2 separate regions of the Homo sapiens genome follow, and region 1 is linked to region 2. A link is an interaction called in ENCODE POLR2A ChIA-PET data of the cell type or tissue named here. Cell type or tissue: GM12878. All regions are shown on one strand. Each heading gives the region's core, and the rest is flanking DNA. Links, peaks and the distances in the headings are about the cores only.

What was found. Peaks named below come from ENCODE experiments on the same cell type or tissue, not always from the same donor. Only the 100,000 strongest peaks of a DNase experiment are listed, where the experiment ranks them.
Region 1: POLR2A ChIA-PET joins it to region 2 with 5 read pairs; 2 of 35 experiments call an interaction of 5 or more read pairs at or near these places.

Annotation. Positions count from the first base shown.
Region 1 is chr11:122,796,838-122,811,879 of GRCh38, forward strand. UBASH3B (ubiquitin associated and SH3 domain containing B) reads left to right here. Exons shown (of 14, transcript NM_032873.5): 9 at 74-196; 10 at 2,105-2,197; 11 at 4,351-4,495; 12 at 9,573-9,679; 13 at 11,230-11,339; 14 at 12,912-15,042. The coding sequence ends at 13,049. Among named protein-coding and RNA genes, the nearest start is that of CRTAM, 34 kb to the right of the region's middle. RefSeq lists enhancers at 6,433-7,175, 7,979-8,497. In GM12878, for the core only: no CTCF peak of the experiment used is centred there; no DNase peak of the experiment used is centred there.
Region 2 is chr11:122,742,901-122,757,942 of GRCh38, forward strand. All of the region lies in intron 1 of UBASH3B (ubiquitin associated and SH3 domain containing B), which reads left to right. Among named protein-coding and RNA genes, the nearest start is that of CRTAM, 88 kb to the right of the region's middle. RefSeq lists enhancers at 778-877, 1,577-2,544, 6,317-6,366 and a silencer at 12,369-12,522. In GM12878, for the core only: no CTCF peak of the experiment used is centred there; a DNase peak (open chromatin) is centred at 6,231.

The DNA of each region.
Region 1 (15,042 bases), core at 3,639-8,638, 53 kb after region 2:
GTCAGGATCAGTAAGGGAGTCCCAAGTAAACAAGAAATGTATGTATCCTCTGTCTAACCTCTTTGTTTTTCAGGCCGCTACATACGCACCAACCTGAACATGCCTCATAGTTTACCTCAGCGGAGTGGTGGTTTCCGAGATTACGAGAAAGATGCTCCCATCACTGTGTTTGGATGCATGCAAGCAAGACTAGTGGGTAAGTATCCTGGAGTGACTGCACTCCAGGCATTTCTTGCCTCCTCCTTCAAAACACTGGTACCATGGATATGCAAGACACTTCCTGTGGGTTTCTATAACTTTCCTACAAGTTTCCTCAATTCAAAAGGAACTTACTACACAACCATTAAGTTTAGGACACTGTGCTCAGCCCTGGGTTGGTTGACCAAAGTGAATGAGGTGTGGTCCTTATTGAGGAGCACGTGATCCAGTAATGGCGTGGGTTACTGTGCTCACTCTTGGATGTAGCAGACAGGTCAGCTTCTAGTTCAAGACAGCAGCATCTGCCAAACATGGCTGTGGAAGAGGACAAGAGTGAAGAAGATGGACCCTGGACTTGCTGAATTTGTAAAGGCCAACTGATCCTTTGAAGATGCCTAGCTCTTTGCAAGCCCATTCCATTACTGGCACGGGGAGATAGTATTTTCTGTTCAGTCACTTAGCAGATATTTAGTGCTCACTTACTTTGTGCAAGGTATTGGACTAGGGGAACCCAAGTGTGAGTCAGGGAAACAAACTTATGTGTGGATAAATATCATACAATATGATATACATAGAGCTATGCACTAATGTGTATGTATTGATTGCATGCATCCAGACATAGTGATATGCATAGAGCTATGCATGGTCACAGAATATTATGGGAACACAAAAAGACATCTAAGAGTGAAGAGGTGAGCTGAGAGCTGAAGTAGAAGTTAGCTGGGCAAAGAAGGAATAGGAGTGAGGAAATGGCATTCTCAGTGGGAGGGACCACATAAAGAGTCTTAGGCTTGAGAAACAGCCTCAGGAATGCAGGGGAAACAAAGTGTCTTGTGTCTAGAGTATAAATTGTGAGGCAAGGCAGAGATGAGGCTAGCAAGATGGATAAAGGCAAGTTCATGGAAGACCTTGGCCACCATATTAAGGTGTTTGGATTTAATCCAGTAGACAAAATAACTGGATTCCAGGCCAGGCGTGATGGCTCTCACCTATAATCTAGCACTTTGAGAGGCTGAGGCAAGAGGATTGCTTGAGACCTGGAGTTCGAGGCTGCACTGAGGTATGATCACACCCCTGCACTCCAGCCTGAGTGACAGAGCAAAACCCTATCTCTAAAAATTAAATTAAGAATAATAATAAATTTTTTAAAGAAGTGGATTTTATGAGGATAGCATTAAAGTATGAGGTGTTGGGATTTATCTCTGGTATCTAAAAATATGACATGTTGAGATTTTGGTTAGCACAGAATAAAATTAAAACAAGACCTAATATTCATAAAATAAATCCTCTTTCACAAACTTGAAGCCAAAGTATTGTCCTGTTTCTAAATATCTCCTAGCTAAAGCCTTTACCACTTGTTAGCACCAGAGGGAAGGGAAAGAAAAGACAAGAAGGGGCCAGGTGTGGTGGCTCACGCCTGTAATCCCAGCACTTTGGGAGGCTGAGGTAGGCGGATCACGAGGTCAAGAGATCGAGACCATTCTGGCCAACATGTTGAAACCCCATCTCTACTAAAAGTACAAAAATTAGCTGGGTGTGGTGGTGCGCGCCTGTACTCCCAGCTACTCGGGAGGCTGAGGCAGGAGAATGGCTTGAACCCGGGAGGCAGAGGTTGCAGTGAGCCGAGATCACACCACTGCACTCCAGCCTGGCGACAGAGCGAGACTCCATCTCAAAAAAAAAAAAAAAAGACAAGACAAGAAGGGCTCTGTCGCTTGCTCTCATAGGAACGCCGATGAGGGGTTTTGTTAGAAACTAACAAAGGCTGAAACTACTGGCTCTATGTGAGCCCCAGTTAGGAAAGAGGGGTTTACAGGAGCTTACTGCTTGGCCCCCTCTCACACTGCGGGTCAAGGTGAGACTGAGTAAATCCATCAGACTGATTTTTTTGTGGTTTTCTTTGCAGGTGAAGCCTTATTAGAGAGCAATACCATTATCGATCATGTCTATTGCTCCCCGTCCCTTCGCTGCGTTCAGACTGCACACAATATCTTGAAAGGTAAGACTTGCAGGTTGACAAAAACAAGTAGTCCATCCCTCTCTTTCTAGGCAGCCCCACACATAAATTATCTTAGAGCCATGGGACATTTGCCAGTTGAAAGCTTTGAATCTGGAATGAAGCAAGGATTCTTTCAGAAGGCGATCTTTGCACAAGTCACAAAAACATACTCTGGGCCGGGCACGGTGGCTCATGCCTGTAATCCCAGCACTTTGGGAGGCTGAGGCAGGCAGATCACCTGAGGTCAGGAGTTCGAGACCAGCCTCAACATGGAGAAACCCCGTCTCTAGTAAAAATACAAAATTAGCCAGGTGTAGTGCTGCATGCCTGTAATCTCAGCTGCTCGGGAGGCTGAGGCAGGAGAATTGCTTGAACCCGGGAGGCGGAGGTTGTGGTGAGCCAAGATTGCGCCATTGCACTCCAGCCTGGGCAACAAAAGTGAAACTCCATCTCAAAAAAAAAAAAAAAATACTCTGGCAGCCTAAGCAAAATAAAAGGAAGTATACTAATGTTTTCCTTGAGAATTTAAAGTGCTCTTGGATGAATCCTAGGCTTGCAAAATGTTTAGAACTTACAGAGTGTGATCCTTTCTTTACACTTAATAGTCAAATAACTTTCCTGTTTTGGTCTGTTGTTTGCCTCCTGTTGACAGCAGCAAGGGTGCTCTTAGGAGCCTCAAATCTTAATCATCATTTTTTTCTTTACTTAATTAGAAAGACTTTAAAAGCACCATTGCTACCAAGATACTCAACTTTCACCCTAAAATCTGTGGAAGCGTGAGTTACAGGTATCTCCATTCTCATTTCATGGGAAGGAAAACTAAAAGCAACAGGATTAGACTGTTTACTTCTACCAAGAAATGAATGAGCCAGAAATAAACAAGCCAACAAAGAATTTGACACTGCATCTGAGTCTTCTATCCTTTAACCTTAAGTAAACCTCTTCACTACCAGAAGGGATTTATGTATTAAATTTGCACAGAACAACTGGACTACATGCAATATGAAGATAACTAAGCAGGGACTATTTCTAGGAAGCCAGTTACACTACAGTAAAACAGAGGACTTCTACACCGCTACTAGTAAATGTTCAGCATTAGATTTTCTGATAGAGAAAATGAATAATTTACATGATATTCAAATACGATGTTGGATACTCAGAGACTATCTGAAGTTTCTTGGTAAGGCCATCATGGAATTTGCTTTAGAAAGAGGAATTATGGGGGCCAGGCGCAGTGGCTCACGCCTGTAATCCCAGCACTTTGGGAGGCCGAGGCGGGCGGTTCACGAGGTCAGGAGATCGAGACCATCCTGGCTCACACGGTGAAACCCCATCTCTACTAAAAATACAAAAAAAAAAAAAAAAAAACAAGAGCTGGGCTTGGTGGCAGGCGCCTGTAATCCTAGCTACTTGGGAGGCTGAGGCAGGAGAATTGCTTGAACCCAGGAGGCGGAGGTTGCAGTGAGCCGAGACTGTACCACTGCACTTCAGCCTAGGTGACAGAGCAAGACTCTGTATCAAAAAAAATAATAATAATAAAGAAAGAAAGAGGAATTATGGTAGTCACAGAATTGAATAAATTTTCTTTTTTTGAGATAGAATCTCGCTCTGTCACCAAGGCTGGAGTGCAGCTGCACAATCTTGGCTCACTACAACTTTCGCCTCCTGGGTTCAAGTGATTCTCCTGCCTCAGCCTCCTGAGTGCTGGGACCACAAGTGCACGCCTCCACACCCTGTTAATGTTTGTATTTTTGGTAGAGATGGGGTTTTACCATGTTGGCCAGGCTGTTCTCAACTCTTGGACTCAAGTAATCTGCCCTCCTCCGCCTCCCAAAGTGTTGGGATTACAGGTGTGAGCTACCGCACCCAGCCTCGAATAAATTATATGGATAATGAGCTGTGGCTTTTTTCCTGAAGTCAGATATGACTTAAAGCCAGCATACATCCTGGGGGTACGGCAGGAGTATTAAACTCATGTATTAGTAATGCACAAAAATTAAAAACCTTGTCCAAATCCACATGCTTCCATTTCTGTTTAGCTATATATAGCAGCCAGTAGGAAAGAGAATAGCTGATTTATCAGAATTTTTATAACAACTTGGCCTGAGAATCCACAGGCACTTTCTTCATCTTCACTGTATTTTACCCCTAAGGTTTACAACAAGAAAATCACTTGAAGATCCGTGTAGAGCCCGGCTTATTTGAGTGGACAAAATGGGTTGCTGGGAGCACATTACCTGCATGGATACCTCCATCAGAGTTAGCTGCAGCCAACCTGAGTGTTGATACAACCTACAGGTAAGCCTCGGAAACTGCTGCTTACTGAGGCCAGTGTGGAAGTGCTTTCTGCACTAGCACTAGGCCAGGTTCAGGAAGGAGCCAGGGCTGGACATCACCTACAGGCAGTTGTCCATAGTGGTGGAAAACGAGCTATGATTTTAGAAATCAAAACTGGAGAAAAGCCAGCATTTTTTTCATATTTGGCATTAGTGTGGATTAGATTCTCCAGCCTCACCCCCGTGTTGGATTTTTCTGACTTTATTATACCTGTTTCAGTGTAATAAAACCATTTTGCATTCCAGCAATAAGCACGAGCTAATGATGATGCAGTTGAGAAGATTGGAGCGATAAGGGAGATGATGATGTCTTGTCTTACAGTTTCTACGTTTAATTTTTCAAAGCATTTTTAAATCTCTGTATTATCTTTGTTTATTATTGCTATATCCCCAGAATGTAGGTAAACCATTTTTATGTATGAGAGAGTTCAAATAACTTGCCTAAAGGTATTTATACATTTAGTGACCACACATAACAATAATAATAATAAACTTTATTCATCATTTTCCACATGTCCAGCACCATGCAATCTGCTGTACAGTCATCTCATTCCTGTTCCTTTCCTTTTTCCATTAGACCCGACTGTGCTGGGATTTTAAAAAGTGTTTGTTGATTGCTTACAGGTGAATAATCTGCATGTATACAATTAAGAATTAATAATAGGGCTGGGCACGGTGGCTCACGCCTATAATCCCAGCACTCTGGGAGGCCGAGGCAGGTGGATCGTGAGGTCAGGAGATCAAGACCAGCCTGTCCAACATGGTGAAACCCCGTCTCTACTAAAAATACAAAAATTAGCTGGGCGTGGTGGCACACGCCTGTAGTCCCAGCTACTAAGGAGGCTGAGGCAGGAGAATCGCTTGAACCCAGGAGGCGGAGGTTGCAGTGAGCCAAGATTATGCCACTGCACTCCAGCCTGGTGACAGAGTGAGACTCTGTCTGAAAAAAAAAAAAAAAAAAAAAAAGAATTAATAATAATATAGTTACCTTAACTATCAAAAGTCTACTCAGGTATTTGTAAAAATCTCTTTGAGAAGGAACAGATAGTCACAACCATTATAATGGGGAATTAAGTTCATATTTCTTAAGGCAGAGTTTGTAACAAGTGGTCAATATAAGCAGAACTTTCTTATGTGATATCTGTTGACCTTTCATTTTAAATACCTACCCAAACCACATTAAAGCAATGTGCATTTCTGGCTAAGGTAATAGACAATATATTCTTTTTCCATACTCATTTTTTCTGTTCAGCAAATAAGACCTCGGATAACCCCATTAACTAGTTATGTGCTGCTGCTGCTGCTTGTCTTAAAGGAATTAGCATTCCTCAAAAACAAAATTAGATCAATCAACAGGATCCCCTATGAATACACTTCACATTTTGTTCTATCCCCTCTCTGGCCACTGGTTTTCTGTTCTTTGCAGGGAATTAGCAATAAATTGTTGTCCCCCATGCAGCAGCCAGCATCCCTTTGGCCTGGAAAGAGGAGGAGTTGCCACCAACATTGGTTAAGTGACTTTCACCATTTACCACCAGCCCCACCCAGACCAATTTAGGTCAACTATGTATTTTATATTTCCTCTAGATGTGTTTTGCCATTGCCTCCCAAGCGGCCTTACAAAGGTCTCCAGAATCGTCCTACCTGAGCCTGTCAATGTACACTCAGATACACACCCCACCAGCAGTGTGAGCAGAAGGATGAATGCCAGGAGCCTGGGGATCAGGACACAGTCCTTATTCCAGATTGCCTTTTCCTCTCCGGCAAATCAGAATTCAATTCAACCATTTTCTGTTTGGCGAGGGAGTTGGGGTAGGAGATGAAGCCTCTAATTTGAAAAATCAGTTGAGAAAGCCAAAGTTGAAGCATGTGAAAGGGACAGCCCCGGAGTTTAATTCCCTATGAAATTAATGATGCCAAATGGACAAGCCTTTGGAAGCAAGGAAGTGGTGCCCAGATGATTGAAGACATGTGGTGACAGGCAGAAAGGGAAGCCCTGAGAGCCGGGGTAGTGTGAATCAGGCAGGCTCTGCTGAAAGAGCCCTCTCACCTTGCAACAGGGGTAGGAAGAGAACAGGAGGGAGGTGGGACTGAAAGCCGAGTTAGGGAAGCTAACCAGGCTGGTGACTAATATTGAAGCATCATCCACAGGCAGCAAGACCAGCCCAGGGCCTGGGGGGGTTGAAAACAACCCCAGCCTTGAGGAGCTGGGCCAGAGGAGCAAGGCAGAAAAAACAAAATCCACACCAGCTGGGTGGGGCTTCAGAACAGAGCCCTGACTCAGAGGACAGGGGACTGGGGGAGGGTATGGATCTGGAGTGTTGGAGGGGAAACAAATCAAACTTTGGCATGAGGCTCAAAGCAGAGGCCTGTGCTTACAACCTGGACCACAGCAAGGTGGGGAGCAGAGAGTATATGGGGGAGGATACAGTTTCGGGGATGCCACCTGACTTCCAGAGCACCGTATTCCAGGTTGAGTGGGTGGGGGGAAGGCCACCTGACTCTGAGGACAGTACAGGGCCTGCAGGTGTGGCTAGCAGCATGACGTGACCTGCTGACAAGGGTGAGGAAGCTTTGACTCAGGCCAAGCCCATCAGGACTCCAGACACTGGAGTCATTCACAGGCTCCACTTTAAGGTGCTGGGAGAAGCCATAGGCAAGAACTGATCAGGACGAACCAGATCCCAGCATGTATCCCGCTCTTCACCTACATAAATCTCACACATTACATGGTCTCACACTTGAAATGACTCCCTGGGCCATACAAAGTGGACTTTTGTCACTGTGGGCAGGGGATGGGCCTGGGAGATGAGGTGACATAAATGGTGATGGAACTGGGTGAGAGGTGGGGATGGGGACAGAAAAAGAGGAGAAAGCTTGCTCCAGAACAATGAGGTACAGCCCCAACAAGTGGTGATTCAGGTCTCTACCTATCCCCCAGGGTGTTGTGAGACTCAGAAGGCTGTTTCCTAGGAGAAACAGGCATGCTGAGAGAATGCAGGATATGGGCAAGTTTCCTTCAAGTGGAACGGCATCCTTCCCCTGGACAGTAAGCCGGTGTGCACAGAAGGCCAGGCTTAGCAAGGGCACTGTCAGAAGCTGTGTGTAGAGGATCGGCTCACAGGCCAGACTCCAGACTCAGATTCAAATCCAGATTCTAAGAGTTGCTAACGGTGTTAGCATAGGGAAGTCAGCTGCAGCCTTTCTGAGCTTCTGTTTTGTCATCCATAAACAGCATTTATGAAAGCATTGCTGGGAGGATTAGACCGAAGAAATGCAAGCAGGACACTCGCACAGAGCCTGACACATATGGGAACCTCAGTAAATATTTTCAGTGCTAATAGTAGTGGTAATAGCCTACTTCTGATCAAGAGGCCATGTGAATTCATTTTGAGAACTTACCACACCTCCACCAGGCACTAAACACCCAGCAGTGAAAGACAAAATATGAAAATTGACAAAATAAGAAAATTGAAATGACATAGTTGTACCCAGAAAACAAGATAAACATCTTGTGGACCAGAAACAACATAGAAACTCTACATAGTTAAGCGGGGGTGGAGGCAGGCAGAGGCAGGCCCCAAGGGCATTGGTGACTGGGTTTGAAGACATGCAGGGGCACCGGGACAGGAAGCCTAGCTTTGATCATCCTCTTCCATGCTGTGTTAGTTCGTTTTCACGCTGCTGACAAAGACATACCTGGGACTGGGCAATTTACAAAAGAAAGAGGTTTAACTGGACTTATAGTTACATGTGACTGGGGAAGCCTCACAATCATGGCGGAAGGCAAGGAGAAGCAAGTCACGTCTTAACATGGATTGCAGCAGGCAAAGAGAGAGCTTGTGCAGGGAACTCCCCTTTTTAAAACGGTCAGATTGGCTGGGTGCAGTGGCTCATGCCTGTAATCCCAGCACTTTGGGAGGCCGAGGTGGGCGGATCATCTGAGGTCAGGAGTTCAAGACCAGCCTGGCCAACATGGTGAAACCCTGTCTCTACTAAAAACAATACAAAATTAGCCGGGTGTGGTGGCGCATGCCTCTAATCCCAGCTACTTGGGAGGCTGAGGCAGGAGAATTGCTTGAACTCAGGAGGCGGAGGTTGCAGTGAGTCGAGATCGAGCCATTGCACTCCGGCCTGGGCAACAAGAGTGAAACTCAATCTCAAAAATAAAACAACAACAACAACAAAAAACAAATAACAAAAAATAAATAAATAAAAATTTTAAAAAATAAACCATCAGATCTTGTGAGACTTATTCACTATCACGAGAACAGCACAGGAAAGACCTGCCCCCATGATTCAATTATCTCCCACCAAGTCCCTCCCACAACATGTGGAAATTCAGGATGAGATTTGGGTGGGGGGCACAGCCAGGCCCCCAGGCCGGTGAGGGACACACAGTATCACATGCCTTTGTAGATTGTATAGTAATTATCATTTACATCAATAACCTCTTCACCCCAACCACAGGCAGAGAACTTTTCCAACACAGAAATTGAGTGGTCTTCATCTTTATGCTTTGCACTTCTCCTTGTGCCAAGTGTATGGTCTGTGTTCAAAATAAGAGAGAATTAAAGGAAAAGACTGGTGAAATTTGATAAACTCGCAAAGAATCAGATGGACCTAATATCTGCGTTTAAAACCCATCCTTGCTGCTCTTGAAGAGAGGTCTGGGAAATCCCTGCTGATCTAAATAGGTTGAGGGTTCCATCTCTGCTTTGTTTTGTATTAGCTATGTGACTAGGACCATCCATCAATGGCTTATTTGTTATCCCGAGAGTGAAACATGCACTGAATGTCTCATTTTTCACCTGGTCACTGTAACGCCATACACATAGCTGTTATTTCTGTACATTTCCACTCCATGTTCATATAGTAGAAATGCTGTTCCCTATACCTTTCTCCTTTCTAGGGAAATGGATAAACAAACAGATCTACGGGATCTTTAGAAATGCCTTGAAATAAAAGTTTAGAGTGATATCTTCCTTTGTCTCAAGATCAAAATGTTTTCATTTCCTTTGTTCATTTTTCTATTACAGACCTCACATTCCAATCAGCAAATTAGTTGTTTCAGAATCCTATGATACTTATATCAGTAGAAGTTTCCAAGTAACAAAAGAAATAATAAGTGAATGTAAAAGTAAAGGTAAGTGGTATTATTCTGAACTCCATCTGTACATACGTGATTATTTCTCTATAATGGTTAATAGGTTATTCAAGATGTTTCAACTTGCTTTGGCTAACCAAAGAAATGTATTTCCAGATTTTCTTCCAGATACTTTTACATTAAATTTGTAATATTCTCTGAGTTCCTAAAATGGTAGATATTCCAGGGGTTTATACCAGACTTAGTTACTATTCTTAATAACTTAAATTCTGCGTTATAGCTATTCTTCTTGCACCCTGTGAAAGAGATTCCCTCTTATAATTTCCAAAAGCTCTAGCATGCCACTGTTTTGCCTATAATTGATGCAGCGGCATGCACACCTACACACAGCACACCTACACAAACACATACACCTTCCCTGCTATCACCAACCAAGAGCAGTGTTGTATAAGGCTCAAGTGTGTTTGCTATTGAATTTTCTAAACACTGAGCTCAAATATTTAATATGTAAGACTGTTCACTATCAATTTTTTAGTGAAAAAGGCATATTGCAAAAAAAGTATGGACATTCCCTTCATCTCTTTTTTTAAGTTAAAATACTTATATTCAAACAGTAGGCAGCCATGAGCAACAGTATTATGAATGATTCCCACCTTCCAGTTTTCATTGATTAGCCACTCACTACCATAAAGGTACACAACATGTTCTATCAACCAGGAAGTCTCAAGTGCTCATAGTTCTATAGTGGGAACACTTAAAACTATGTTAGAAGGAGTTGCACAGACAGCCCTATGGACACACAACAGTCCTGTATCTTGATTGTCATGGTGTTACAAAAAGCTACACATATGATAGAATTGCATGAACTGTATCGTCACATATGCACAAACGACTTCTTGCACACCTGCTAAAATCTGAATACGCTGTGTGTATTGTACCAGCGTCCATTTCCTGGGTTTGATACTGTACCATAGTTATGTAAGATGTTACCATTGGAGGGGGATGGGATGAAGGGTTCATGGGATCTTGTCGGTATGTATGTATATGTATGTAACCCTCCCATAAATCCATAATTATTATTATTATTTTTGAGACAGGGTCTTGCTCCTGACACTCAGGCTGGAGCGCAGTGATGCAATCATGGCTCACTATAGCCTCAATCTCCTGGGCTCAAGTGATCCTCCCACATCAGCCTCCCAAGTAGCTGGGACTGCAGGCACAGGCCACCACACCCAGCTAATTTTTTAAAAATTTTCTATAGGGACAGGGTCTCACTATGTTGCTCAGGCTGGTCTCAAACTCCTGAACTCAAGTGGTCCTCCCTCCTCGTTCTCTCAAAATTACTGGGATTACAGGGATGAGCCACCACACCCGGCCCCATAAATCTGTAACTATTTTAAGATAAATGTTTTCTTTAAAAAGATTAAGCTGCCTTATCAGTAACAAAGCACTTTCAAAATATTGCTTAGGCAAATTGTCTTCTTGAGTGTGTTTGCTCCCCTGCAGAGCATTTAGTTAGCTTCCAGTATTTGCAAAGTTTCCATGTCTTTATAGAAACAGTCTTCCCATACCTTGCCATTTTCCCCCAGGAAATAACATCCTGATTGTGGCCCACGCATCTTCCCTTGAAGCGTGTACCTGCCAACTTCAGGGCCTGTCACCTCAGAACTCCAAGGACTTCGTACAAATGGTCCGAAAGGTAATTCATTCTCGTACTTTGGGGTCCGTGATGGCTAGTAGTTTGAAGTCAGTACAGTGACTGGCTGATTACCAAGTTCTTTGAAGCATGTGTTTATGCTGAGCTGGGAATATTCATTTATTGCTTCACTCAACCAAGATGTATTGAGTGATACTCTGTGCAGGGCACTTTATTAAGCCTTGTGTTAGAAAAACAATGTATGAGAGCTAGTTCTAGCTTCTAAGAGCTAAAATGTAGGAAGCAGCTAGGAATTATAAGCAAATTGTCTGGATTTCCCTGAGGGACCTTCTCTGAATTTCCCTGAGGGAACTTGGGTTGGATCAATAGAGGTCAGTCCAAAAGACAGCATCTGAAAGCTTAACTCAAACACAGGTCCTTGAAGGTAGGCCGAGGCATGCAGCAGTTTCAAATGAGGAGGCTAAAAGGCAAAGCCAGGAACAAGACAGCAAGACAGAAAACCCATGAGGCTGACCCACACATCTGGAGTCTTCCTTTCTGTGCCTGTGGGAGAGGTTTTCTGGTCAGCTGCCTCCCACACACTTCCCTTCAGGCAAATTACATACTTCCTTTCTCTGCCGCCAGAGAACCTGGTTCAAACTCAATTGCAATCTTTTTTCACATTTTTGAAAAGTTTATTTATGCATCTGTCCTCATTTGTAAGTGCTGGAAGACAGAGAATTTTGTCTTGTTTGTAAATGCAGCTCTGGACACAGACAAAAATAAGTTTTAAAATTGCTGTGACAACTGAAGTGAGGGAGAGCACAGCTTCAGCTTTGAATGTTGCAGAGACTCGTAAGGAGAAAAAAAAAACGGGTGAAACAAATTTTTTCAAATTGAAAAATATTTTCCATTGGGTCCAAGTATAATTTCAGAAATGTTTGAGCTGACTTTTTCTTTTCTTTTTTCTTTTTTTTTTGAGACAGAGCCTTGCTCTGTCACCCAGGCTAGAGCACAGTGGCGTAATCTCGGTTCACTTTAACCTCTGCCTCCTGGATTCAAGCGATTCTCCTGATTCAGCCTCCCACGTAGCTGGGATTACAGGCACATGCCACCACGCCCAGCTAATTTTTTGTATTTTTAGTATAGATGAGGTTTGCCATGTTGGCCAGGCTGGTCTCGAACTCTTGACCTCAAGTGACCCGCCCGCCTCGGCCTCCCAAAGTACTGGGATTACAGGCGTGAGCCACTGTGCCCGGCCTTGAGCTGCCTTTTTACCTGGACTTGCAATTGGGAATTAACTCCTGGCATTGTAGCCTTATGTATTTTGGTCCTCTTTTTCTGCCACCCAATTAAGCAGCAATCTATGAACAATGACTTAATTACTTTAGGGGAGGTCACCATTTAATGGATCCTTCTGATGAATCCTCTTGCAATGTAAATACTCTTCTAAGTTACCAGTTTTACCCATTTTATTTTATTTATCGATTTTTGAAGGGAATGCATTTCTACAAAGCCACTATCCATTTCTGACTGCAATTCTCTAGGGCCACATGAATATCTTTGTATTTAGGTAAAAGTTAAAGCATTAAACCTATCTCCTAATATCCCCTTTCTTTACGACTCTTACTTCAGATCCCATATCTGGGATTTTGTTCCTGTGAAGAATTAGGAGAAACTGGAATATGGCAGCTGACAGATCCACCAATCCTTCCTCTTACCCATGGACCAACTGGGGGCTTCAACTGGAGAGAGACCTTGCTTCAAGAATAAACCACACCAGTGAACAAGAAGGAAAGGCCTTTTGGAGTGTGTCTTTCTGTGTGTTTAAAAACAGTGGGAAAATCCACACCACACTCTAAGTGGACAGCTCAGAATAATTTAGCATATTTCCTTTCACACTTAAAGTTCTTAAGATGAGACTGTGTAAATGAGAGAAAGACTTGATTCAGAGGAAAAAAATGTGTTCTCTCTGGACTCTTGCCTAGCTCACAAGGCTTTGGAGAATTGTCTTCCTAAATCGGGGCACCTGCTACAGAAGAGAATGTTTCGTTCCCTCTGGGTATGCACAGCTAAGGGGCCTCATTTCTCCCAGAGGGAGCTGCTGGCCCGCTCTAAGGGGTGCAAGAGGAAGGAGTGTGCCCAGACCAGCTGGGGGAGCATTGAAAGGACAGCTTGGGGATGGAATTTTTTTTTTTTTATCTCCATTTTCCAGTTAGGTAGAGCCAAGCTGAGGAATCCTTTTAAGATTATTAGAAAACATGCCCTGAAGAGAGTTGTTCTTAGGTTACACATGAAATCCTACCGTCACTAGCCCCCATACACCAGTGTTGCTGGCTGAAGATACCCGCTTAAGGATGCTAACATTTACCCTGGTACTGCCACATTTTCTCTAGAGCAGCTGGCCCTTCTTGCTACAGCCCTATCCCCCCTCCTTGCTTCTGTGAAATGGGGAGACAAAGCACTTTTGCTCTCCAAAGCACTTTTGGATACTCAGGAGGAAAGATAAGATACATGTTTGAAGTATTCAATCATAGGAGCAAAGAACTTGCAAAATATGAAGTGACTTGGAATTAACCATGTTGTAGCCTAACGTGCTACTGCATTTCTAAATCATCAATATTTGCTTGTCTTTGCCCCTAGACTCTAGACTATGTTAACTAGTTAAGGATGTTACATTTTGAAAGGATGTATGTTAGATATATTATTTGCAGCAAGAAGTTCATTCTGTGCAATATGGACATGTTTGCAAACCATACCAAGGGTCAGGTTGTTGTACACTTACAGTACGTGTCAACCATAATGGAACATCCACAAATGCATCAATTATACCAGGGATGTATAGTAAGTCAGGGAACTAATATAAATGATGACAGTCATGGCTGCACTGCTACTTGTGCTGTCGTTTTGTTTGTTTTTCTATGATAATTTAAAATACATAGGTAGGGCTACTGAGGAAATTTGGAGAGCCACATTCTGTGGTTTCTCATTATACTTACTTCCTGCATTTAGAGGGAGTTTATTTAAAAGAAATAAATGACAATCAAACCAAATCATCAGTTATCAATGTCTGTTTAATTGTGTGACTATCTGACTGTTGATGGCCACAGATGATGGTCTCCTATGGTATAGTTCACTCTGTAGAAGATGTATGCAAAGTGAAATGCCAGCCCTTTAAAGAGACATTAGTTAGTGTAAAATGGATCTTTACATGTTGCAGTAACATTGACTATGTTTCAAAACTCAGATGCATAAAACGTAAGGTATATAAAAATACATCTATGCTTGCGTTTGAAACTACAACTTGATAACCCCTAGAAAGAAGAGGACATGAAAGGATGCTGGCTATATATGTTAATGAGCAAAAGGATTATAGTTGTTTTGTTTTGTTTTTAGAGACAGGGTCTCACTATAATGCTTAGACTGGTCTTGAACTCCTGGGCTCAAGCGATCCTCCTGCCCCTGTCTCCCAAAGTGCTAGGATTACAGGTGTGAGCCACCACACCTGGCCCATAGTTGTATTTTTTTTAGGTCACTTAGAAAAATATGTCATGTATTTTACATTTTGAGAAACAAATCAATCATGGTTTCTTCTAGCGTTGCGCAAACACTGACCCAGCTTCTGGGTATGGAAATAACCCTGTGATGATGTGTTAATATAAAATGTTGGGAGGGAATATTCCCAATAAAGGTCTTAAGAGAAAAGTCACATTACAAGTAATGTAATGGCTCTACCATTCATTCTTCTGGTATTTGTAATGAAGTG
Region 2 (15,042 bases), core at 4,228-9,227:
CACCTCCTGAACACCGCCTGAGCTTGAGCCTGGCCGGCTAGAGTTTTTTGTGTGTGTGGTGTGTGAGAAATGGGATAGAGTGAGTGCCTCCATGGCCCACCTGGCCCTGGGTGCCCCCTCCCTGTGGCAGCTCTCTGTTCCTCCTCTCTTTAGTCTTCTCTCCTTTCAGCGTCCTTGTTGCCATCAGTTTTTGCTGTGGCCGTTCTGAGGTACCTGAAGAGCCAGAGTGGGAGATAGGAGTTATGACAGCCTTGAAAATGGAAAGTTGGGATCAGAAAGTCTACTTCTGGGACCCTGGAACAAGTGACTTAATCTCTCTCTCTCTCTCTCTTTGAGGCAGGGTCTTGCTATGTTGCCCAGGCTGGAGTGCAGTGGCATGATCACAGCTCACTGCAACCTCCAACTCCAGGGCTCATGTGATCCTCCCACTCAGCCTCTCAAGTAGCTGGGACTACAGGCATGCACTACCATGCCTAGCTAATTTTTTTACTTCTTGTACAGTTGGGGGTCTCGCTATGTTGCTCAAGCTAGTCTCAAACTTCTGGGCTCAAGTGACCCTCCTGCTTCGGCTTCCAGAGTTTCGGGATTACAGGAATGAACCCATTCCTGGCTGACTGATTAAGTCCCATGCCTGGCTGACTTAATCTCTTGCCTTCAGCTTCCTCATCTGTAAAATGGGTATACTATTAGCCTCATGAAGCTGTCTTGAGGATTGAAAGAGATGCTAATTATGAAAAAACTGTAGAACACAAAGTGCTGCAAGGATGTGAATATTCGAAAGCAGGTCCCTGGTCTCTTTCACTTTGGAGTGGGGTTGGGGTACGGCACAAAGCAGAATGTTTCCATTGCAAAGGAGCGTGATGGAGTAAGCGGCAGAGGGCCTGAGGGGCAAGGTGGCGTGGCAGGCACGAGTAAGTCTAGCAGGGCTCTTGGAAGAAGCAGTTTCCAAAGGAGAGGGCCCCATATTGGCAGGCAGGAAGGTGCAGGGTGCTCCCTTCTTCCTCACAGAAAACCCCTGGCGAGGAAGAGGTGTGATTTGATCAGGGTGGCTGCATCAGACAGGCGTTCAGTACCTTTCCCACCAGAGCTGGTGCTGCTCAGGAGCTGAGCCAAGTCAGGGCCTCATGCAGCCCAGCTCTCCTGCCTGTGAGGGAGACCCAGGCGTCAGTGAGATGTCCCTTTTGAATCCAGCCCATGCACCTGGGCCCCTTTACAGCGGTTCTCACTTCACCAGCACCTCCCCTTCCCACGCAGGCTTCCTGTTTTGAAACCACCAATAGATGGAAAATGTGAGTACTGCCGCTTGAATGGCTCAGGCTGTGTGTGTGTCTGGGTGTGTGAGGTTCTGTGTGAGTTTGTGCTGTGTGAGCCTGTGTGCGCACATAAATGTGTATGTGCAAATGTGAATTTGAGTGTGATAGTGTAGGTGTGACTGTATGAGCATGTGTTTGTGCATGTGGGTGAGCGTGTGACTGTGAGTGGTTGAGTGAGTACATGGACACGTGTTGTGTGCATTTGAGCATGTGTATCGGTGTGTGGCTGTGTGAGTGCCTATATAAGTATATGATCATGTGTGTGTTACTGTGTGTGTTGCATGAGCATGTGTGCCTATCTATGAGCTCGTGTTGTGACTGTGATCATGTGATCATGTCTAAGAGTGCCTGTGTGGGTGTGTGACTGTGTGTGACTGTGTGTGAGGGTGTTTGTGTGCATGTGTTGTATGAGTGACCATGTGTGTGACAACGCAAGTGTATGATCAAATGTGTGTCACTGTGAGTGTGTGTTGTGGGTGTGATCACATGTGCAACTGTGTGTGACCTGATGTGAGTGTTTTGTGTGTGATTGTGTCAGTGTGTGAGTGATCACATGTGTGCTATATGAGTGATCATGTGTGTGACTGTGTGATCGTGTGTGATTATATATGTGTGTGGCCAGGGGAGAATGTGTGTTGAGTATGATCACATGTGTGACTCTGTGTGTGTGTGTGTGTGTGTGTGTGCGCGCGCGCGCGCACTTGGGCACGTGAGTGTGCCGCACAGCCCGGGGAAGGGCAGCTGAGGCAGAGGACTTTCCTTGCAGGGGACCAGCCTGGTCTGGGGTCTGGGGAGAGGGTGTTGAGGAGCGGTGGTCCTCCCAGGGAGCCCGTCTGCCTGAGTGGCAAAAGCAAGGAGCAGGGTAACACTGGCATCTGCAAGCACGTCCTGGAAGCTGCCTGAGGCCTTCCATCCACACTGAAAGACTCACCTCTCAGCTTGTATCTTTTTTTTCTCTCAAACTTTAAAACAAATAATTTCTTACCACTCCAAAAATGCATTCCTGAGAAACTGGATCACGTAACAAACAGATTAGACTGTCAGCCTTCCTAGCTGGATGGGCAGGCAGCACGTCTAGTCCATTTTCCTATTCCCAGTACTTAGCACAGTTCCTGGTAGCTGGCAGGGGTCAGTGCATTCATTCAGCAAGTATTTATGGGGTGCTTACCATGTGGCAACACAGATCATAACAAAGTCTCTGATCTCAGGGAGTGTACAGCACTGGGGAGCATGATCACAGTCCCATGAATACATAGGTACATGTGACAGGTGCTGAAAATCTTGGATGAAAGAATGGATTCCGTTTCCAGCTCTTTCCATAGCTTTGTAGAAGAGACTCCGGCTTTTTCTGGCTATTGGGAGAGGCAAGGCCATAATCAATATGCCTTTCTTCCTTTACAAAGATATTATTGACCCACAGGCTTTGAAAACAAAAATTTTCCCTTAGTGAGAAAATATAAATGGATAAGCTTCATCTCCCCTGCCATGCCCTCTCTCACTCCTGTGACCACCTTGTGACTTCTTGGGTCCCTTCCCCCATTGCACCCGCTGTTCCGTCACTCTTGTCTGGGTAGCAAAATCCCACTTATCTATCAAGGCCCAGCTCAAATCCTGTCCCTTCTGGGGCAGAGGTCATCTCCCGATAGGTGACCCACCTGCATGCTTTAAATGACTGGGGGAGCACGTATATCACAGCATTACGATTATTTGCTCTGTGTTTGTTTTCTGTCTCAGCTGAGCTCCTTGAGGCCAGAGACTTTGTTTTGTCTATCACTGAAGTTCCCAGAGCCTGGCACGGGACCTCGTCCTTCTTAGATGTTCAACATGTGTGGGATGGATGAACGGATGGGTGGGTGGGCAGACGGATAATTAGATGAAGGCTCCGTGCCCGCCCTTGTGTCATGAAAGATATACACTACAAAGATGGCAACCTAGGACTGAGCTAAGGCCCAGGGACCATGCAAAGGATAGTGTTTCAACAGTGGCTGGCATTGAGTAGGGCAGCTTTTACGTTTTTATAAATAACCTGAAAAAGGAAGTTCAGACTGAAACTCACACGTCTATGGGTGACACAGAGCTCTTTCGGTAGGGAGGTTCCATGCCAAAAGGGTAGAGGAGGGGAGGATCCCCTAAGATATGAGTGGGCGGACAAGTGGAAGGTTGCTTCAGCGTGAACAAACTCAAACCACTGTATTGACGCGGAAGTTATCTGAGGTATAAGATGGTGCCTCCGGGTGATTAAGTTTGACAAGAAAGCGTCACTTCATTCAATCAATAAATTAAACACCTACTATGTGCTGGGCTTTGTGCTCAGGCCTTTACCTCCTACCCTTGAAGATCTCAGAGTCTAATGGAGAAGAATGCTTCCAATGTAGTGGGAAAAATAGACATAGAAGGAAATAATTAGAGATAAGACTGGAAGGGCTAATAGAAGAATGGTAGAGAGTGCTATGAGACTTCCGAAGAGAGCTGCTCTGCTATCTGTGGTGGGGAAGTCGGGAGGATTTATTCATTCTGTACTTATTTCATGAATAGTTCAGGGCATTTACCGTGTGCTCAGTTTTGAAGGCACCAAGTTAAACAGATATGGAGTCTTATCTCCAAAGAGCTTACAGTCCACTGGGAGTGATGGATAGGTAAAGTGTGGGAGGGGCCGTGAGGGGGGATTTGTGATTCAGAAAGGATTTCGCTGAATGGTGAAATCTTGACCTAAAGTCATCCTTTAAATTCATTAGGCAGAAAAGGGGGAATGTGGACAATCCCAGCAGAAAAAGCAAAGTGGGCAAAGGTTCAACAGAGAGAACACCAGGGTGTGTTTTGGAAACTGCCGAGGCTCCTGGCTGAAGCAGAGGCTGCGGGGTGGGGGTGGTCACCGGAGAGGCAGCTGGGCTGACAGGGGCCAGCACAGGCATGGCCAAGGATATGGGGAACCTCTGCAGGATTTTAAGCAGGACAGTGATGTGATCTAGATTAATGGTTAAGAAAGATTATTCTAGTCTTGGTGGAGGGTGGACTATAAATTGGAGAATGAAAGGGAGAGTGAAACCAGCAGCCAATAGGACCCCTAAAATCGTCTTAGCAAGAGCTTATGCACTGAGAACAGAATGAGTTAATAGACCCAGAACCAGTGGAGTGGAATTGTCCTGATGACACCAGCCAAGGAGTTTGGGGAAATGTTATTCTCTCACTGTGCATGTAAGGCACCCTGTGGGGACAGTGCTGAGCTTAGGACCTAGAGGCAGCATCAGATAGGAGGGGAGAAAAATACACCAGAGTCCTGGGGAGTGTGGGCTGGGCCATGGCTCTGTGTCCTTAGAGAGTTATGAGACTTGACTGAGCCCCCGTTGGGACTGCTGTGAGAAAGAAGCGGGATAACATATTATAAACAATAGCATCTGCAGCTGGAGTGATGTTGGGTGGTTTGGGTTCCTGTACGTTTGGAGACAGAGTCAAAGCTGGGGAACGTCTTTAAGCTTCTGAAAGCTTTCTTTATAGAGACGCAATGAAAATATTAGAGCTGTTCTATCTGGAAAGTACAAAGGGAGGATGCCAAAGTTTAAGTAAGCTTCATAGCACAGGCATGGAGAGGAACTCAAACTGCCTGGTTTCAAATCCTGCCTTTGTGACCTAAGATCCATATATTCCCTTGAGTGAGCTATTTAACCTTTCAAAGCCTCTGTTCCCTCATTTGTGTAACAGGGATAATAATGAGCTGACTGTTGTGAGGGTTAAATGATACAATGCAGGTAAAGAGCATAGTACATACACCACGTTACACATGATAAGCTTGTAAGTAGCAGCAGCTATGAAATCATTAACTGGGACAAAAGTCTGCACACTCAGTCCCCCAATCCTGCAAAAGGAGGATCCTGCAAAAGGAGAGCAAGAATACCTCCCTTGTGTTGGAAGAAACACATTGTGGCAAATAAGAAAAGGTGGAGCGACTTCACATAGTGGTTTAAAACTGACAAAATCCATCATTCCAAACAAATCGGTGTGGACAACTTCAGACCGTCATTCTGCCTTTCAGCTGTAGGTGGGAGTTGAGTAGCAGCTGCCATCTTTCTTTCATTGTTTTAACTTTTTGGAAATTATCAACATTCACAAAAGCAGAGAGGATAGTGTAATGAACCCCCATGTATCTTCATCCAGATTCAGTAACGATCAACATACCTCCAGTCTGGTTTCATCCCAGCTGCCCCTATAGACGGGCACGCGCCATCCCAGCTCCCTGTGCACTCGGAGAATTCTCTTCCTTACTTGCTTTTCCCTCAGTGGAAATGGAAAACAGCCTGTTGTTAATGTCATTTAATCTCAGTTTAGCTTCCTTTAGGTTGGGCTAAATAATTTACGTTTATGCAATTTATTACTACAAAGCATTTCTTGACATTTTCATCTTCTCCTTGATTCTTTGAATACCTCCATTTCCTCCCGTCCACAGAAGATTGTGAACCCAGAACAAGACACAAGAGCTCTGTGAGTGTCCATCCAAGGGTCGCAGTGACGTGAGGCTAAATGCAAGGCCTGCTGCCCACCCAACTCTAAGCGCCTACCAACCCCAAACTGTGTCACAGTCCCTGGGTCTCTTGCACACGCTTGTGCTTAATACTGATTTGCCACTTAACAAGTCCCTTGGATGTCAGCAAAAGAGTGAGTACACGGAAGGAAAGAGAGCCCTTGTTTTTTCTTTCTTTTTTTTAAATTAATTTTTATTTTTTAAAGAACACATCACCTCTGCCAGAACCCTCAACTTTGGCTACGCCTACATGGAGAATGTTTTCATGGCCAAGACAGTCCACGACAGCTTTATGTTCTCCTGGACCTGGAGAGGTCCCAGCACACTGTGTGCCCCATACTACACATAGCAGTATGTGCATCATCACTGTGAGAGGAAGAGCCTTCTGCTGACACATCGAAAGTACTCAGATCGGATCCCTTGTGGCTTTGGCTGTCATCAGAAGCCCTCCCCTGAGATACAGCTGAATCATGTACTGCATGTCTTTAGTTGGTGTCTAATTTGTGGGGCTGGCAGCCTGGAATGTAGTTATTGCAAATGATACTAATCTCTGAGCTGCATTCCAGAGCGAAACTGCTTCTATGGATGCTATAATTAGCACAGACTTATTATGCATTTACTATATGCAAAGCACTTCATGTATTGGCAACACTTGCCTTAAACCTAGAAAATAATCACAATTGTTTGCATTTGCATTGTGCTTTGCATCTTACATCTGTAATATTAACAAAGAAGGCTTATTGGGTGCCAACTGTGCACCACGCATTGAGTCTGTAAAAACCTCCAAACAACCCTCTCTGTATTGTTCCATTCTCTATTGTCAGAAGCTGAGGGTTAGCTCTATTTAGTGAATTGACCAAGGGCCTCACAGCTAGTGAACAAGGGAACATAATTCAAATCCAGGACTGTGCATCAGTCCATGGGTCTGACCACTGCACCACACTGTCTTCTAACTCTAACAGAGTAATCGCTATTTGAGAGGTAATCATTCTATTTTATTTTATTTTATTTATTTTATTTTAAGACAGAGTCTCGCTCTGTCCCCCAGGCTGCAATGCAGTGGCGCTTTCTCGGCTCACTGCAACCTCCGCCTTCTGGGCGCAAGCTATTCTCGTGCCTCAGCTTCCCAAATAGCTGGGATTACAGGCATGCGTCACCACACCAGGCTAATTTTTATATTTTTAGTAGAGATGGGTTTTTGCCATCTTGGCCAGGCTGGTCTCAAACTCCTGGCCTCAAGTGATATGCCGGCTTTGGCTTCCCAAAGTGCTGGGATTACAGGTGTGAGCCACTGCTCCTGGCCAAGGTAATCATTCTTAAACCACTTTTATAGATGAGATGCCAATGCCCAGAGAGATTTTCTTCAAATCCTGCTGATAAATAGCAGAGCCAAGGCTCAAAGTCAGATCCTGTGACCCCATATTCAGTGTTTCTGAGTGCAACACCTGTTCCTCAGGCCGATGCTGCCTGGGCTAGGGGAACGGCTCATCACCACTGGCCTCCTCCCACTGTTGAGATAGGGCTCAGTTGCAGGGCCCCCCCACCTTTCTTCTTTACTTCCGGCATATTGCTCAGGCTGGTTGGGAGGGACAAGTTTAAAGAACACATCGGCTGGGTGGAACCGGGAGGGACACACTCAAAGTTACAATGTACCCTCAGTTACCCCCACAGAATGTTGTTGTGATTTTGACCCAAACCCCCAAAGCTACAACAACTTCACCTTAGCTTACTGGCACACTAGTATTATGTGTGTTAAGGGCAAGTGACTGATTATTTTACTCTCCATGAGGTAAGGAACCAAATTCCATCCATCCTGAAGAGAAAGGGAAAAAGAATTATTTCCAAAGGATCCTCATGAAATGAATCTGGAGAAGTTAAGAACCCAGATACTGCCTGCCTTGCACCTGATGGTGGTTAATAGCCGTTTTGCATCTCTAGAGTCCATTTTTCATAATGCATTGAAGGCTAACCTAGTAAGCTCAGAGTGACGATCCTGATTGCTTGCGTTTTAAGATCCTAGTCCAAGCTCTACTTCTGTCAAGATAGAGAAGCTGGGGACAAGTCACTTGAACATAGAGTCCCCTCCTTCTCCACCAGGAAGACGCAAATGCTTGCCCCTCTTGTCAGCCTCTTAGGAAGGCTGGAGAAACAGGCAATCATGTGAACATGCCTTGAGATCCTTGACAGAAGGATACAGAAACTCATTTTATTATCATTTTCCCTGAGAAAGGTGCATTGAACACTGACAGTGGGATTATTGAGATAGAGTTGAGCGAACATCAGCATTTCAGTGCCTGACAAGACGGATGTGTACCTGCAGGTAGGCGGAAAGAACCGTACCACGCGCCTGGGTTTTGGGCCATGTTGTTTACGCTTCCCGGCCTCTCATGTTTTGGGAAAGTGCATAATTTATTGCAGTGCTTTGGCCAACAACAAAGAGCTTTTTAAGTTACACCTGGCAGCATTTATCTTATTATAATGGAAAAATTAGATATTATTTCACTGTGTGGATGAGATAATCGGGTCCCTAAAATGTGAAATTCCAATTCTCTTGCACTGAGGAGTGTCTTCCCAGAAGCCTCCTGAATGCTCCTTGGGAGAATGCGGTCCACGCCCCAGGAGCTAAGAAGCAGTGAGGTGTGTCACACTCCTTCTCTGCCCTCCCATCTCTGTCGTCATCTGTCCATTGGAGGCTCATTGCAGTCTGAAATTGGATGTGGCTTGTCAGGGAGATGCTGGCAGCCTGGCCAGCAGCCGGCTTCAGGGCCACCAACAGAGCCCACCTCCTGGCTCCAGCCTACCCTATAATTAGGTGTTTTAATTGGGTGCTCTGTTTATACTCGGCCAGAACTGTTGTGCTGGCTGAGGCCTCACACAGGCAATGCTGCCTGGCTGCAACCTGTTCTCCCCTGGGAAGATGGTGTTTATTATGAAGGGAATGGAGTCTGGAGCCACACACCCAGGCCTTCTGCAGTGGACTGGGAGCCTGGCTTATTTTCCTAGAGAATCCTGGCTGACCATAGTGCTCCACTATTCATTAGAATGCTGATTTTAGGAAACTGTGCTCCACATCACATCCATCATTGTATCTCATGTTAGCTCCATCAGCCTTCTCCAGTGAGAGAAACCTCTAGATGAGTCATGGAGGTTTGATCTAGGGTGAGACCAATTGCTACAACCAAAAGTAGTCAGCTCTCCAAAGAAGAGCCACAAGTAACTAAAACTCTATGTCCTTTTGGCTGGGCTGGAATTATATAAACCTAAAGTATAAAAAAAGGGAAAATTAATTATTTTAACTTAATAAACAAAAGGTATTTGAAATTTTTATACTAAAACAGGGTTTTCATTGAAGGAATAGTATAGTCTACCTGTATAAAGCTAAACTGTCTTTTCAAACCAAATTTTCTTCCTGTCTTGCCTCGCTGTCCCTATCAATCTGGCCCCATCTAACCCCAGGCCTTCAGGGTCAACCATCCATCCCCATCCCTCCCCATCCCTTGGTACCCCTAAGATGCCAAGCACTGCCTAAGCACACTCTCTTTGAGTGTTGTCTAGTGCTATTGAGGAGATAAGACACACAAAACAATCAGAAAAAAAGTCCACATGGGAGAACATGTTATAATGTGCGAGGCCAGGTGGGCATTAAGAATGATAGGGTTATAGGGGGCGCGAGTTAGAGACAGTGAACTCAAGGGACCAGGTGCAATTTGCAGAGCTAGAAGAAGGAAAGGCATGGGTGGGACCTGGGTCACACTTGTAACAGGAATAAGGCTTCTCGCCTCAGGAAGCTCCTGCAAAATGAAGTAGCAGCTTCCTAAGCAAACAGGGCACGATGCAGCAGCAAATACAAGAAGGAGTTTGGTCTTGATCTTACGGGCAGTAGGGATCCATTTTAGTCTTTGCAGCATTGGCACATGATCCTAGTGGTATTTTGGCAGAATTATTTTCTTGGAGGTATGCATGATGGAATGAAGTATGATCCCAAGGCAGGGAGAGCCGTTGAAAGAGGCAGCTAAAATATTCTCAAGGATTATGACAGTGGGACTCGAAAGCGACTTGAGGGCAAGGTCAGTAACACAGACATCTAACCCTTGATAGTCTCCAGAGTGTGTTCCGTTATATTTTCATGTGATTCATACAAACAACCAACCTTTGAGGATAGTATTATTATTACCCTCATTTTACCGACTGAAGAGACTGAGACTCAAAGGGGCTGATGGACCTCACCTGCCCTTCTGTTTGGAACCCGTGCTAGAACCTGGGTCTTTTCTTTCCCAATCCTCTGTTCCTCCCAATACATTCAGCTGCCTCTTCTCTTATTGTTGTTGTTTTTCATATTCCTGGTAGCGCTCAGCCTAGGAAAATACATATGAATGCTCAAAAAACATCTTCAAGTATGAACACTAGAAAAAAAAAAAAAACTCGAGTTTCTGGCCAGGTGCTGTGGCTCGCGCCTGTAACCCCAGCATTTTGGGAGGCCGAGGCGGGCGGATCACCTAAGGTCAGGAGTTGAAGACCAGCCTGGCTCCTGGTCAACATGGTGAAACCCCGTCTCTACTAAAAATACAAAAATTAGATGGGTGTGGTTTCGTGTGCCTGTACTCCCAGCTACTCAGCAGGCTGAGGCAGGAGAATGGCTTGAACCTAGGAGGCAGAGGTTGCAGTGAGCCGAGATTGTGCCACTGCACTCCAGCCTGGGCAATGGAGTGAGACTCCACCTCAAAAAAAGAAAAGAAAAATCCCTGAGTTTCTTTATCTTTTTTCTTTCTTTTTTTTTTTTTTTTTGGTGATGGAGTTTCACTATTGTCGCCCAGGCTGGAGTGAAATGGCGAACTCAGCTCACTGCAACCTCCTCCTCCCGGGTTCAAGCGATTCTCCTGCCTCAGCCTCCCGAGTAGCTGGGATTACAGGCATGCACCACCACACCGGCTAATTTTGTATTTTTAGTAGAGACGGGATTTCTCCATGTTGGTCAGGCTGGTCTCGAACTCCTGATCTCAGATGATCCACCTGCCTCGGCCTCCCAAAGTGCTGGGATTACAGGCGTGAGCCACCGTGCCCGGCCAACCCTGAGTTTCTTAAAAGAAACCTGCTGCATAATTTTGAAGGATTAACATGCCTTCACCAGGGAATACTACAGTATTCCCTGCCCTATCTAAACTGTCTATCCATGAATTCAATAAATGCATTCGACAAATCAAGTGCCTTCCCTGTGAAACTCCTAGTGCAGCGATGTCCAGCCGAATGTTCTGTGATGATGGGAAGGTTTCATATCTGCACTCTCTGACATGGTAGCCACTAGCACCTGAAACATGGCCAGTGTGATGTGGAACTGAATGTTCAGTTTTATTCAGCATGTGGCTAGTGGTTAGCATTTTGGCCGCTGCACGTCTAATGGAATGGTTTTACAGTCAATAGTGAGGAGAACTCCAAAGGTTACCCTCAATTGCTAACAAAGACAAATTACAGGGGAAATGAGTCTTTTCCTAGGAAAAAGGGAGCCTGCCTTTCTGGCTTATCAATGCCACTCCAGAAGTGAAGACGGATGTTTCAGGCTTCTCTGTCTTCTGCTCAAGGAAACTGTCTTCCTGATGAGCTAAAATTGGTAACTCATTTTCCTGAAGAATCATTCTTTTGGGGTCTTTACTAGTGAACATAGAACAGTAATTGGAGGATCCCAACCTGTATTACATCTGGGAGGACATCTGGATGGTCAGTCCATGCATGAGTGGCTTGGATAGTGAGTGTCTGGTATCTTCTAGCTGGGATGAACAGCATTAGGCTTGAGGCTGCCACCTGGAAGGAGGTGCTAGAGTTTGAAATGGCTGCTTTATGTTGCATTGGGTGTTGTGAGTGTGATTCCTGCTTTGGCATCTGGCCTTGGTTCCCACTGAGGATTCTCCATGAACCCCTTACTCCCTGAAGGCTGTTCTTCATCATCAGCCCACACCTCAGCCACTCATGGTGATCTAAGGTTAAGGAAACCGCCCAACTTCCTCCCTCTGGTGGACAGAAAAAGAAGAGAATCCGCAGCACACAGAAACTCATAGGCTATCAGAGCTGGAAGGGGCCCTTGAGATCCACGTAAGCCCCTTTTCATTTTTCATGACCCCTGGAAGGTTGGAGGACTTGCCCAAGGTCATACCGCTAGTGACAGAGCAGGACTAGACCCCTGACTCTACCACCAGCTCGGTCCTCCTCCTAGAGCTGCACGATAGTCAAAAGGGGTGGAAAGAAGGCTCACGTTGGAGCGGTGGAATGGGCACTTGACACGGACTTAAATGTAAGCTCTGCGCCAAGTCACTGGGACCTTAAAGAAGCCATTGTTCTCTCTAAGCCTTGGTTCCCTCCACCATGCAATGGAGAGAAGTCAGACTACACGGTTCTCTCTTTTCATGGTTCAACGCTGAATAATCTCTGTGTGGGTTTCAATGATGCCCCAGAGCTCTTAAGCATATGTAGTGAAAGCTAATACCCACTGTCATTCTCACATTGCACGTCACCAGGAGTTCAGTTTAATACATGAGCACAAGGACGTGCAGCTCCACTCCCATCTCTCAGAGTCTCGGTTTCCCACCTCGCCCATGCAGAAGGCTCCGGTAACCCACATAGCAGTTGGCCTTTTGGCTTATAGCCTTCTGTGGAAAAGACTTGAACATTTTCTTCTATCTTATGGAAAGCGAGGATCAGGTTATCGCTTTGGCAAGCAGAGGGAACAACCGGGACAGGAGGGTGTGGCCACATGGAGTGCTGGTCTGACACCGAGGAGCTTTGCCTGGCCAGGTTCAAAAAAGCCTCCACCATGAATGAAAATGGCTCTGCAGGGAAAAGGCATGCTCTCTGCTCCTGGGTTGTACCAAAGCGGCTCTCAGCCCTGAGCTGCTTATCTCTCCCTCCCACTCTGTGAGGGAGGCCATATCAGTAAGGAGGAAGCAAGGCAGGGAGAATTGACTCATTTCGGATCCTCCTCTGAACTGGGGACAGAAGTCAAATTAGGCTTTGTCAACTCAGGCTTTGTCGACTCAGGCCCGAGGTCCGATAATTTTAAGATTGGGTATCTATTAAGATAAAAAAGAAAACTTATGGCTAAAGATAACCCTGGCATAAACATAGGTAATTAATTATAATCTGCTTTTTTCCCATACTCACTGATTAATTTGATTGTCTGTTTCCTGGGGCTTAGAGCTAATTACAGGAGTCTTTTGTACCTAAACATTGCAGTGTTCCTCTCCCCATTACCACGGAAGGCACTGAACACAGGAGTTCCTGGGCAGTTCATGAGCTGGTTATGGAAGAGGGTCAATTAATTAGGACGGAAGGAATCCATCCCGATTTAGGCATAAGCATTAACACGTGTTGGCCTAACAGGAATCAAGGCTGACTGTATTCAGGGGCAGCATTTGAGTGTGGCAATAAGAATGAACTATGAGGAAAATTCTCAAGAGCTTTTGGCCTTGACAACCATGGAGAGTTACCTAGAGCTGAATTGAGTCCTCTTTGTAGTCCAGAAATGTGAAACTGACTACATCTCGATAATTAGAGCCAGTAACTGGATTCTTACCCTTGCACATTTGTAAGCTGAAGCTTAATACTGCCTCTTTCTTTAAGCCTCAGCTTCCTGGTCTTTAAAATTTGCCTTCAAGGCCTGCCCTGAGGATTAAATAAAATATTGCTACATGAGCAAATGTGCCTAGTACAGTGCAAGATACACAGTCCTTCTTACACTGCCTTTTTTTCCTGCCTCATCCCCTCTACACCCCATTTATTTCCAGTGTCTGGTTCCTAAATGTCAGGGAAGGGGCCATTTCTGCCTCTTTCACATTACTGATGGTTCTAGCTTCTATCAAAGGCTGTGGTGCCCCAGTGTGGAGGGCTGTGGTAGGCCCTAGGGGCAGCCACTGTGGAGGAAGTCAAAGGAGGAAGTTAGACCTCAGGCAAGGAGGGCTAAGCTGTGAACAGGAACAACCCATCTCCCCTGCCATGACCATACTGCAGAGCCAAAGGCAAGCTGAGTGGTCATCTCTTAGGCTGCTCCCTATGAAGGGGGTCCTCAAGCCTCTCAGCAAATTAACACTGGACCAAAGAGGTTGCACTCGATCCAGTGGAAATTAAGAAGCACAGTCTAAGCAAAAAAGACAGAGACTCAGCATGGTAATGTGCCAAGAGCACAATTTGGGGAGTTAGGAGACCTGGCTTCCTGTCCCCATCAAATCACTTGCCTCCGCGGGTCTTAGTTCCTCATCTGTAACGTGAGAGGATTGAAGTAAGTGATCTTAGTCTCCAAGGCCTGAAATTCTGTGAGCATCGTATCCTAAATATCGTATCTTAATATATATACTATTATTCGATCTAAAATCAGAACCTAAGTATCTTTGCCTACACGCACATGCACTTACTGTCACACCAAGGGATGTCCCGATGCAGTACTGGGCATGTTACTGTAGATATTATGGACTCAACATTTGTGTTCCCCCCAAATTCATATGCTGAAATCCTTACCTCCAAGGTGATGATATCAGGAGGTTGAGTCCTCATGAACGGGATAGTCCCCTTGTGAAAGAAACCCCAGAGAGCTCTCTCCCCTTCTTTTCACTGTGTGAGGCTATAAGAAGTTGGCAGTCTGCATCCTGGAAGGGGCCCCTCCCCAGAGCTCAGTCATGCTGGCACCCTGAGCTTGGTCCGATAGCCTCCAGAACAGTGAGAAATACATTTCTATTGTCCATGAGCCACCCCAGTCTATGGCACTTTGTCGTAGAAGCACAAATGAATGAAGACAGCATATACCTGATACATCTAGATATTTCATGCTGTGTTGTGTTAAACAAATGGGCTGTATATTCTCAATCCATAGTATACAATTAATAATCACCTTTCAGTCCCTGTTTTCCTCCCTCCTAAGGCATTGAGGGAGGAGGGCTCAGGAGGGGTAAGAGTTCTGAGTGCTCAGAAGCCCAATGGGAAGACAAGACCTTCTTTTCCCTTTTTTTTTTTTTTTTTTTTTTTGAGACAGAGTCTCACTCTGTCGCCAGGCTGAAGTGCAGTGGTGCAATCTCGGCTCACTGCAACCTTCGCCTCCCAGGTTCAAGCCATTCTCCTGCCTCAACCTCCTGAGTAGCTGGGATTACAGGCGCCTGCCACCACACCCAGCTAATTTTTGTATTTTTAGTAGAGATGGGGTTCCACCATGTTGATGGTCTCTATCTCTTGACCTCA